2 separate regions of the Homo sapiens genome follow, and region 1 is linked to region 2. The links are chromatin contacts, found by Hi-C or POLR2A ChIA-PET in ENCODE. All regions are on one chromosome and are shown on one strand. The core of a region is the stretch at or near the end of the contact, and the rest is flanking DNA. Distances in the headings are between cores, read along the strand shown. Region 1 overlaps ZDHHC14 (zDHHC palmitoyltransferase 14). Region 2 overlaps LOC107986663 (a long non-coding RNA gene).

Region 1 (5,014 bases), core at 80-2,579, 46 kb after region 2:
AACCACTCACCAATGGCTTTGTGATTTAGGTGCTCCGACCTCTTCCTGATAAGAGACTCGCACAGAGCTGCCATTGCTCATACCCCTGCAGCCACAGAGCGGTGCAGAGCCAACATGCACAACGCAGCCTTGAGGGGAGGGAGGAAGTTCACCCAAAGCTGCTGATCCTAAGGCACTTATTTCATGCAGTGCACACTTCCTTCCCAGCCTCATGGGTTTCTTTCTAAAATCACAAGTAGTAGGCCACCCTGAGCCACCCTCCAGCCTAGAAGAGAAGGTTGAGGGGCTGCAGTCTTCAAGAATCTGCAGGCTTTAGATGCTCAAAGATTAGGTCCTAGGCAAGAGTAAAGTTCATAGTGGAGCTATGAAGAGGGCAAGCAAGTCTCACGAAGATCCTTGCTTTTCTGTGGCTTTAGCCTGGACAGTGCAATTGCAAAACACTGAGAAGCTGGGGAAGGCTTGGGAAAGAAAGGTGCCAAAGTGCGGGGGAGGGGAGGGGAGTAGGGTTATTTGGAGGAAAGGAAAGGCCATTAGAAACTACTTGGAAGGCGGCCGGGCACAGTGGCTCATGCCTATAATCCCAGCACTTTGGGGGGCTAAGGCAGGCAGGATCACCTGAGCTCAGGAGTTCGAGACCAGCTTGGGCAACATGGCAAAACCTCATCTCTACAAAAAATACAAAAATTAGCTGGGCATGGTGGCACACAAATGTAATCCCAGCTTCTCAGGAGGCTGAGGTAGGAGAATCATTTGAGCCCAGAAGGCAGAGGTTCCAGTGAGCTGAGATCACGCCACTGTACTCCAGCCTGGGCGACAGAGCAAGACCTTGTCTCTAAATAAATAAATAAATAAAAAGTACTTGGAAGGGGCTGACTGTGAAGCGTTAACAATCCTTTCCACTCATCACCACAATCATTTGTGCCACGGCGGTGCTTCTCCAAGCTGTCAGGTGGGCAACAGAGTAGCTTTCTCTGCTCTTGCAGGGAATTTCAGCTCAGGGTGCAGGTCCCTTCCGGTGGGGGCTACTGAGCAGGCTGCAGACAGCTGTGGCCTGTGTAGGCTGCGGGCGCTCTCCCATGCTGTCAGCTCTGCTCAGGACATGGGCTCAGTCTTGACAGGGCAGAGGCAGAGGCAGAGCAGCCTCATTGATTAAACATTCGTCTTCTGGAAACTATACCAGGGTTTGGACGGACTGTGCTTTGCAAAGAATGTTTTATGAACATCACCGTTTCGTATTCTTACTGACAGAGGCAGCTGAGCCGCAGCGGCACTCCCATTTCCTGTAACTCCGCACAGCCTCCAGCAGGCCGGGCCTGGGAATGAGCCCAGGGCGGAGCTGCCGCTTCAGAGAGCTCAGCTGGCAAGCCAGCGCCCTTGCTGGACCAAGGCATCTTGTTTTCAAGCTTCCCCTCTGGAGCCCTCACTCATCCTAATGCTTTCTGTCCACACAATACCCCCTGGCTCTAAGGAACAAGGAAATGGCAAATTAGATTTGCTTGTCTCTGTTGACCTGAAGAAAGCCTTCTCTACTGAAGACTAATTGGCAAATTCTGTTTTAGGGTTCAGCCCAAGTACTTCTGACTGACTCTCACAGACTCACAGAAAAATATGTTCGAGGGTGGAGCTGGAGGAGACAGTCAAGGTCACACAGTAGGAGCCTGAGGGCAGAGGCGGGCTCCTCTCCTTCCAACCCTCTCTGTCTCTTTCACCTTCCCTGTGGGAAGAGGTGGGCTCGCCTCAACCCTCTGTTTCTTTCAACTTTCCTCTCTGGGGAGAGGTGGGCTCTCCTCCACTCTCTGTCTTCCCCCCCCACCACCCCTCTCTTGTGCATTCTTCTACTTTGCACTACTCCATCAGCTGCTGGCCCTTTTCCTCTCCCCTGATCACCTCTCTGCCACCTAAGCCTGCAAAGAGCTCCTGCACACCCACGAGAACCTTCTCGGATAAGGTGGCTGTCGGCAGTGGTCGGTTAAGCTCCTGAGAGACTGTGTTCCCTGTTGGGGTTGATGCAGAGTTGGGTGCACCTTCGGAGACTTCCATTTGCAAACATCCCTTTGCTAACTTAAAGATAACAGCCCTAGAGGTGGCTTTACTGGGAAGCTAATGATGCTTCAGGCTCCTTTACTTACACAGCCTCTTTCCAAGGCCTCGTTCTCTGCATATTGTTTGTTTTTTCTTAAAGGAGGTCTCCCATGGCATGGTTCAGACCACTCCAAACCTGGCCCACTCCAGCACATACCTACTGGTGCTTTGCCATGCTGTACCTACGACTTGTTAAGAACTGTAGCAAACACTGTGTGGGCCTCACTGGCCAGGACCTTGTTGGAAATGCTCTTGAGTTTGTCAAGGGTGAAGCTTAAGGACTTGAAGAAGGTGTGAAATAATATTTGTGAAAGAAGAAGTTTAGCCTAAGCCATTTAATTTTTGTTTTGTTTTGTTTTTTTTGAGATGGAGTCTCACTCTGTCACCCAGGCTGGAGTGCAGTGGCACGATCTTGGCTCACTGCAGCCTCTGCCTCCTGGGTTCAAACAATTCTCCTACCTCAGCCTCCTGAGTAGCTGGGACTACAGGCACGCACCACCATGCCTGGCTAATTTTTGTATTTTTTTTTTTTTTTTTTTTAGTGGAGATGGGGGTTTTACTGTGTTGGCCAGGCTGGTCTCAAACTCCTGACCTCAAGTGATCTGCCTTCCTCGGCCTCCCAAAGTGCTGGGATTACAGGTCTGAGCCACCGTGCCTAGCCCGTAAGCCATTTAATTTAAAAAATCTATATAGAAGTCACTCAGAAATGTTTTCCAAATGACTCTTTGGAACCCTGACTTATCTGATGATAAGCACCTCTTCTACACAGATTTGTTTAAACATCTTAAAAGATGACTGTCTATCTAAGTCTAGCTATGGGTGTTTCCCCTGATAGAGGGACTGCTTTTGTAGTAATAATGAACCTACTCTCTGTGCCCTCCCCAGCTTTCCTGCTGGGATGACAGCAGGGGGCAGGGGCACTGGCATCAGGCACCTAAGTATCTAAGTCCTGCGTGTAGTTCACAGCTTTGAAAACACTTTGCCACATTCAAACTGATTTCCATTTAGAAGGCAAATCTCAGTTGGGGCACACGGGGACCAGGCTCTGTTCTGCAGGGTGTCACCCATCTAAATCTCCTGTTGGCTCAGAAGAGAGCACTGGCGTGGACAGAGCAGAGTTTTGTCAGATTCCAACCAAGGGTAGTGCAATGACTCTACTGACTGGAATTTACAATTCTCATTAAACGCTCTCAAAACGTCGCCTGTTTTGAACATATGCTTCTTAGAAAAAACTTAGATATCAAATGACTCAGGGATACCTGATTTTTTTAAAAGAGCTTTTCCTAATTTTCCACTCTGCCAGAATTCCAAGGGCGATGGGTTCATAAACCTTCATGGCTGTGATTCTCATTTGAGAAAGTCATGGGGGAAAATGGCCAGTATTTTCAGGGTTACTGTGGAGATGGCCATGACAAATATTCTTACACTTCCCTTTTTTTTTTTTTAAACCTTTGCTTCTAATTCTTATTTGCCCATTTCTTGTTGACTTTTCTACTTAACTTTCTTGCTCTCTGGACTCACCAACTCTCTTCCCCTCTATCCTTCTTCCCCATTGATTTCTCTCCCACTTCTCCTTTTTCCGTCTTCTCTTTTTCTTCTTTGTTTCTTCCTTTCTACCTCTCTCTTTTTTACTTTGAACCCTTTTCCCTCCGCTACCCAGCCTTCCTGGCTTTTCATTTGAGGACCCTTTTACCTTCCACCAGTAGAGGGAGACATCACCGCTCGCTTTTTCTCTCTTACAATTTGGTGGCTGTGCATACATCCCGGCTAACACCAAGAAGCCGTTGGTTATGTTTGAATTGATCTAACCAGTTATATAATCCTAAGGAAAAACAGCTGACCACTTAGATATCTGACAGTGATAGTCCATCTACTCTGAACAGAAAACTGAGATACTCATGTTTTTATTCCAAAACAACCTTTTAAAAGTTCATATGTATCAAATATTAGGTTGAATCATATGACATTACCAATTTTTAAGGTCAAAAATTGGCCGAATGCTGGATACTAATAGAATAGAATTTTGATTTCTTGTAAGAGTGTCTATGAAAAGACCTTTCTGCTGGCAGCATAAAAATCCCACTGTCTGGAGTGCTGGAGCTTTTGCTGTCATTGCAGTAAGTCACTGTGACAGCTGATTTACTGCCCAAATGAAGTGTCGGCATGTAACTTGCAAAGAAGTTTATGGCTTCAGATGTCTGGAAGTCATACACATTAGCACTTAATGTTACAATTTAAAAATGCCATAGAGATCATTCCTGTTTCTGCAGATTCTCAAATAAAATTGCTCATGTAGGAATACATTTTATTTTACCCTAGCTGACGTCTTGTCTGAAAAAACCGAGTGTACAGATGCTACTAAAAGCAAAACTAGGAGCTTTCTAGATGGTCTGTGTACAAATTAAGAATGAGTGAAATTATTTATTTCTTTTGCTCCAATTCTGTCAAAAGCATTAGAGTTACGCATCATGTATTTCTGCTTGGCTGTGAAGCTCTGTTCTGGGGTCTTATGAATGCTTATTAACAGTTACAGAAACACCACAGTCTTCTAAAGTCCACCTAAAATGCAGGTGCAGGTTGGAAGGAGAGCTTTTTTGTATTCTTTTATTTAACATTATCATTTACGTTTGCCTAAGTTATTTTTTTTCCTACTACATTTGATTTTTCAGATTACATGGAGAGTTCTTCTGCAATACTAGCTTAATAAATCATGCAACTGCTGGTTTAATCTTGTTTTGATACTGGATTGGGGTATTTAAAATGTTAGGTTAAGTAAATACAGTAAATGATTTTCTAAAAACAAAATTGTAGCAATTATGTACCATGTTACTATCTTTGCATTTAGCATGCGATCCCAAAGGACCTTTGTAGCAACAAGTGCCAGATATAAGCATAAATGATGACACCAATGCTATACAAAAGTTAAATTATT
Region 2 (5,196 bases), core at 1,117-3,616:
TACTGGTTGTTATATACCTGAAGGAAAATAAATCATTATATAAAAAAGACACCTGGACTGTCAGCTGTAGCAGTATTCACAATAGCGAAGTCCTGGAATCAACCCAAGTGCCCATCACCAGATGATTGGATTAAAAAGTGGTACATACATACATCATGGAATACAACTCAGCCATAAAAAAGAATGCAATATTGTCTTTTGCAGCAACATGGATAGAACTGGGGGCCATTATCCTTAGTGAAATGGCCCAGAAACAGAAAATCCAAAACTTCACTTTCTTACTTATATGTAGGTACCCCCAGACATACAGAGGGAAATAATAGACACTGGAGACTCCAAATGGTGGGCAGGTGGGAGGGGTGAGGGATCACCTCTTGGGTTCATTGTACACTATTTGGGTAATGAGCATACTGAAAGCCCCGATTTCACCACTGTGCAATATATTCATGTAAAACAACTGCATTTGTACCCCTAAATCCATAAAAATAAAACATTTAATAAAACTAAAAAAGACTTTGAAAAAAATAAGAGGCTCATGCCAAACCTGAGTGGCATTTCTATAGCTATGCTTTGAAGGCCCATCCTTAAACACGCCCGGCTCAGCCTCAGTTCCTTGCACGTGACCTACTTTTTCAAGAAAACATTTATGGAGCACTTCCTGTGCGTAAGACCTTGGTGTTAGGAGCTGCAGAGGCAAGACTGTTCCTTACAACCTGGTTTCCTTCTGGATGCTTCCTACCTAGTGAGCACCAGGCAGTAAATAAAATAAGGGTGGAGCCATGGCTCTGAGCAGGGGGTGGGCACTGTGGTGTGGGAGAAGGGGGTACTTCTCCCTCCTCAGGCTGGAAGAGAGGTAGAGCAGGCATGCACTCTGACCCGAGCAGGGCGGGCCAGCCGAGCACAAGCTTCTTTCACTTAAAGGAGCAGGAATGATAAAGAGTAACTTAGCTAGGCTGGGTGGGGTGGATCACACTTGTAATAGCAGCACTTTGGGAGTCTGAGGCCCAAGAGTTCTAGACCAGGCTGGGGAATACAGCCAGACCCTCATCTCTACAAAAAATGAAAATTAGCTGGTGTGGTGGTGCATGCTTGTAGTCCCAGCTACTTGGGGGACTGAGATGGGAGGATTGTTGAGCCAGGAGTTTGCGGCTTCAGTGAGCTATGATCGCACCACTGCACTCCAGCCTCGGTGACAGAGCAAGACCCTGTCTCAAAACAAACAAACAAACACCAAAAAAACCAAGGGACGAACGCTGGCTAGATGGATCAGGTGTCACAGCCATTGCTGTTTGGCCAGTAAAATGCAGCCCAGCAAGTGCGGAGATGACAGACGGGCATGGGATTGCTGAGCAGGGGTTCGCAAAGGACAGAGGTACTGGACACTGAATTTGCTTTGTGTTGATATTGTTTCCCCTTTTCCCAAAAAGAGGCATGGGAAGCATGGCATGAATCACTTATGGGCAACGTGAGACAAATTTCTAAAATGGTTTGCTGCACGCAACCAATTTCACATTGAAAGCCACTCCTGCTAAATGCTGAAAAGCCATAAATCATCCAGCCTAATGGATTTTGTCCCATCTATTCAGTATCTTCCAGGGCATTGAATTTAGAATGTAATGCACTAAGAAAAAAACAAAACAAAACACCTCCCTAGAAAACCATATAAGCTTGAACATTTTCAAAGTAAAATCGCTCATGCTAAAAGCATCCCTCCCTCCTTGTGAAAAGACCTTGACCACTTCTCTCTTGCTGGTCTCCCCGTAGCAGACAACGGCTCGCCTCCCAGTGCCACAGGAAGAACGTGGCTGCCTCAACATGAGCCCAGCCCTGCCACTCCAGGTGTGAGACCTGGGCAAGCAGCATCAGTCTTGCAGCCACAGCTTTCTTGTCCATCCAGTGGACCTAGGGCTATTGTGACTATAAATGAAAAAAGAACCTAAGACAGCCCTGGCCTTAAGTAGTTGCTTAAAACGTGATGGCCGGCATGATGGTTTTTTAAACATTTGGGTCCCCTGCTCTCTTCCCCCATGTTTCCTAGTGTCTGGGTTGGAGGCAGCCTTAGCCACCTTCTTCTTACCTTGCCTTCCCTCCTTCCTACCTGTGTCCAGGACAAAATGCCTGAGGAATGTCTCTGCTTCATTAAGCAGCAAAACACACAATGACCCTTGTCATTATAGCCGCTATTCCTGGTGGGCGAGGGTCCACCCAGCTCTGGCTTCAGTTAAGCTTCTGACTGGGGAGAGCCTGGGATCCTTTTTTGGGGAAATGGCTCACTAGTTCTTTGACTGGGTGGGGCTATTTTCCAGGCTGCAAGAAAAGAGCCTCGCCCCTGCTGCTCCGAGGCCAGGCTTCTCCCTGCAGAGCCTGGGTCAGATCAGCTGGGATTCCAGGGCTGACCAATTTCGTCATGAGGGTTGCTCTAATTCACTGTTTGGGAAACTCAGCCCTGGAAAACAAAACTGTGTTGCAAGATTTCTTCATTCCTTGGTTTGCACACCATCAAATTACGCATGAGTTTAATGTAATTTGAGCTTTTCTCTCAGATGAAACCCATGGCAAATACACAGAGGAGCCAAAATGCCTACTTTTTAGGCTTTATCTTGATTTTTTTTTCTTTTTATAGGCCACGTATCCCAAATCTTTATAAAAGAGAATAACAAAAACACACACAGATAAAACTGATATCCCTTTTCTTTTTTTTTTCTTTTCTTTACTCTTTTTTTTTTTTTTTTTGAGGCAGGGTCTCACTCTGTCACCCTGGCTAGAGTGCAATGGCGTGATCATTACAGCCTTGATTATAGCAGTGATACATCACTATAGCCTCAATCTCCCCAGCTCAAGCAATCCTCCCACCTCAGCCTCCCAAGGAGCTGGGACTATAGGTGTGTGCCACACCTGGCTAATTCTTTTGATTTTTGGTAGAGACAAGGTCTCACTATGTTTCCCAGGCTGGTCTTGAACTCCTGAGCTCATGTGATCCACCCACCTTGGCCTCCCAAAGTGCTGGGATTACAGGCATGCGTCACTGTGCCCAGCCCAAACTGACATTCTTTATGCCATCAGTATCCAATTAGAAAGAACGCTTAATTCAGAAAAATGTTCTTGATTGTGTCCCTGAGCGTGAGGAAGGCATAGGGAGGGGAAATGTTTATTCACGGCCGCAATTCTTTCAGCCTGGGTAAGGGCGTGGTTCTATGGGACTCTGTGTCCTTCTGGTAGATAGATACCTGCTTCTTCTTCTTCTTTTTTTTTTTTTTAAGAGACGGAGTCTCACTCTGTCGCCCAGGCTGGAGTGCAGTGGCACAATCTCGGCTCACTGCAACCTCTGCCTCCCGGGTTCTAGCAATTCTCCTGCCTCAGCCTCCTGAGTGGGTGGAACTACAGGTGCACACTGCCACTCCCAGCTAATTTTTTGTATTTTAGTAGAGATGGGGTTTCACCATGTTGCCCAGGCTGGTCTCGAACTTCTGAGCCCAGGAAATCCACCTGCCTCAGCCTCCCAAAGTGCTAGGATTACAGGCGTGAGCCACTGTGCCTGGCCAGTACCTGCTTCTTGACCTTGGAATATATATGGTATATATGGAAGGCCACTTCGCCTTGGGATATCCAGTGTGTGGCATCTGTGCCGTTTCTCTCCTCTGCACATGGCAGACATTGTGAATGACACACAGGGCTCTTTCTGGTGTGGCCTCAGAATGCCTCTCAGCCCAATATTCCAGAAAATTACCAACATCCATCAGTGTAGACACAAGGGATAAATTCCCGTGGTCATCCTAGGGCCCAGGCTATCATGTGAGCCTGGATTTACGAGATGTTGGCAGATACCTTAGGGCAGAGAATGAAGAGGACCTGTTCTCTCCTAAAACTCAAAGCATTAACTGCTTCTCACACACTAGTTGACCTGGAAAACAGTTTTAGAAAGAGCAGTTGGTGAAACTGTTTATTGAAGTCACGCATTCCCAATTAGTTAGGCCATTGTCATTCCAAAGATAATACAAGTCAATGAGGTATTGCATTTCTGAGAAAGGAAAATTCACTCAGGCAGGAAGCAGACATCTGTGGTCATTTGGGATGCTGGTTGCTTAGGGCTCCCTCTGGGGACACCTCTGTCTTCTGGCACCTTTGCCAGATTGTGCATGAGCTGGTGGAGCTCCTGGCAGATAGAACATCTCTTCCAGGGCTGAATTCCATAAGCAATAGGGGTAAATGGCTGGGCTAGAGAATGAGAGACAGGGAGAGGCCAGGACACAGCTGATTCCCTGCCCCTCCTGGCAGAGCAGATATCCTGTGTACCACCACAGCTATGGGTGATGACAATGGCCCTTGTCCATGAGCCGCTCCCCTCAGCCTGCCAGGCCACTCCCCAGCTCTGACATTGCATTCCCCGCTGTGGGTGCAAAGAACCTGGACTGACATCCTTTTTTGAGGCACAGGCCAGCTTCGTACAAGGGTCTTTTCTGGTCACACATGCTTCTGCTCAGCCATCAGGTGAAATCAATTCTCTTTAGATTTAAGATTTCCATGATGGTGTTGTGGACACCGTCAGCTGCCTGCCCACCTTCCATCTGCTTCCTCCTTCCTAACAGAACCCTGTCTCAGGGAAGACTCCGATAAGCCTCGCGATCCGTGGACCCAGGCTGCTGGCCAGAGTTCAGCTCGTCAATCCAGGCCAAGCCAGTCAGGGTGCCCCCATCCAGGCAGCTGCCCTCTAAGGGGAATATTCAGGGCGAGAGAGTTTTGACCAGGGTTTCCCCACCATGCCTCACCCTTGCTTCGCTTTTCCTCTCCATGGATGAGCAAGAAGCGGCCACCAGTTAGCCTGTTTCTGGCTTCCATGTTGTGGGTGGCTCCCTGTCCTAGGTGAGAACCTAGGCTCGAGGTCTCAGAGGTGCCATTAGAACCTTATCAACCTGGAGGAGTTAAAGGGACACTTGTGAAGTCCATCAGAGGTTAGGAAGGAAAGCATATGAGAAATGCTCTTTCTCCCAGTCCCTTCCTCCCCCAGTGACCTCAATCATACCTGCTTGCTCTCCAGTGAAGGGACAAACAGAGGGACATCAGGGTGCCGAAAAGTCCCCTCTTCCTGAGGCAAATATGCTGACTGCAAAAGGAAAAACATTGCCTGGCCACCATGCCTGCCTTGCTGGCCTGTTCTATGTCTGTGACCAGGAATTTCAAGGAGGGGATTCTGTGTGT

What was found. A loop is a pair of places that touch in the nucleus more often than their neighbours do. ChIA-PET counts read pairs that join two places held with the same protein, here RNA polymerase II (POLR2A). Pooled maps may share reads with other maps.
Region 1: a map of posterior vena cava shows a loop between it and region 2 (21-fold over the local background). The contact joins two enhancer-like sites. A Hi-C loop is called at or near these places in 3 of 168 maps with a recorded cell type or tissue (HCT116, heart right ventricle and posterior vena cava) and 5 of 50 pooled maps. POLR2A ChIA-PET finds 5 or more read pairs at or near these places in 8 of 52 experiments (A673, AG04450, BJ and 5 more).

Annotation. Positions count from the first base shown.
Region 1 is chr6:157,666,131-157,671,144 of GRCh38, reverse strand. All of the region lies in intron 8 of ZDHHC14 (zDHHC palmitoyltransferase 14), which reads right to left. Among named protein-coding and RNA genes, the nearest start is that of MIR3692, 140 kb to the right of the region's middle. RefSeq lists enhancers at 565-1,170, 1,171-1,778. Within about 2 kb of position 1,329, at least 22 of the 41 ENCODE cell types and tissues checked have a DNase peak (open chromatin) inside an H3K27ac peak, as active enhancers do.
Region 2 is chr6:157,713,106-157,718,301 of GRCh38, reverse strand. LOC107986663 (a long non-coding RNA gene) reads right to left here. Exons shown (of 3, transcript XR_001744427.2): 2 at 5,021-5,196; 3 at 3,913-4,910. Among named protein-coding and RNA genes, the nearest start is that of SNX9, 110 kb to the left of the region's middle. RefSeq lists enhancers at 4,136-4,635, 4,636-5,137. Within about 2 kb of position 2,366, at least 3 of the 41 ENCODE cell types and tissues checked have a DNase peak (open chromatin) inside an H3K27ac peak, as active enhancers do.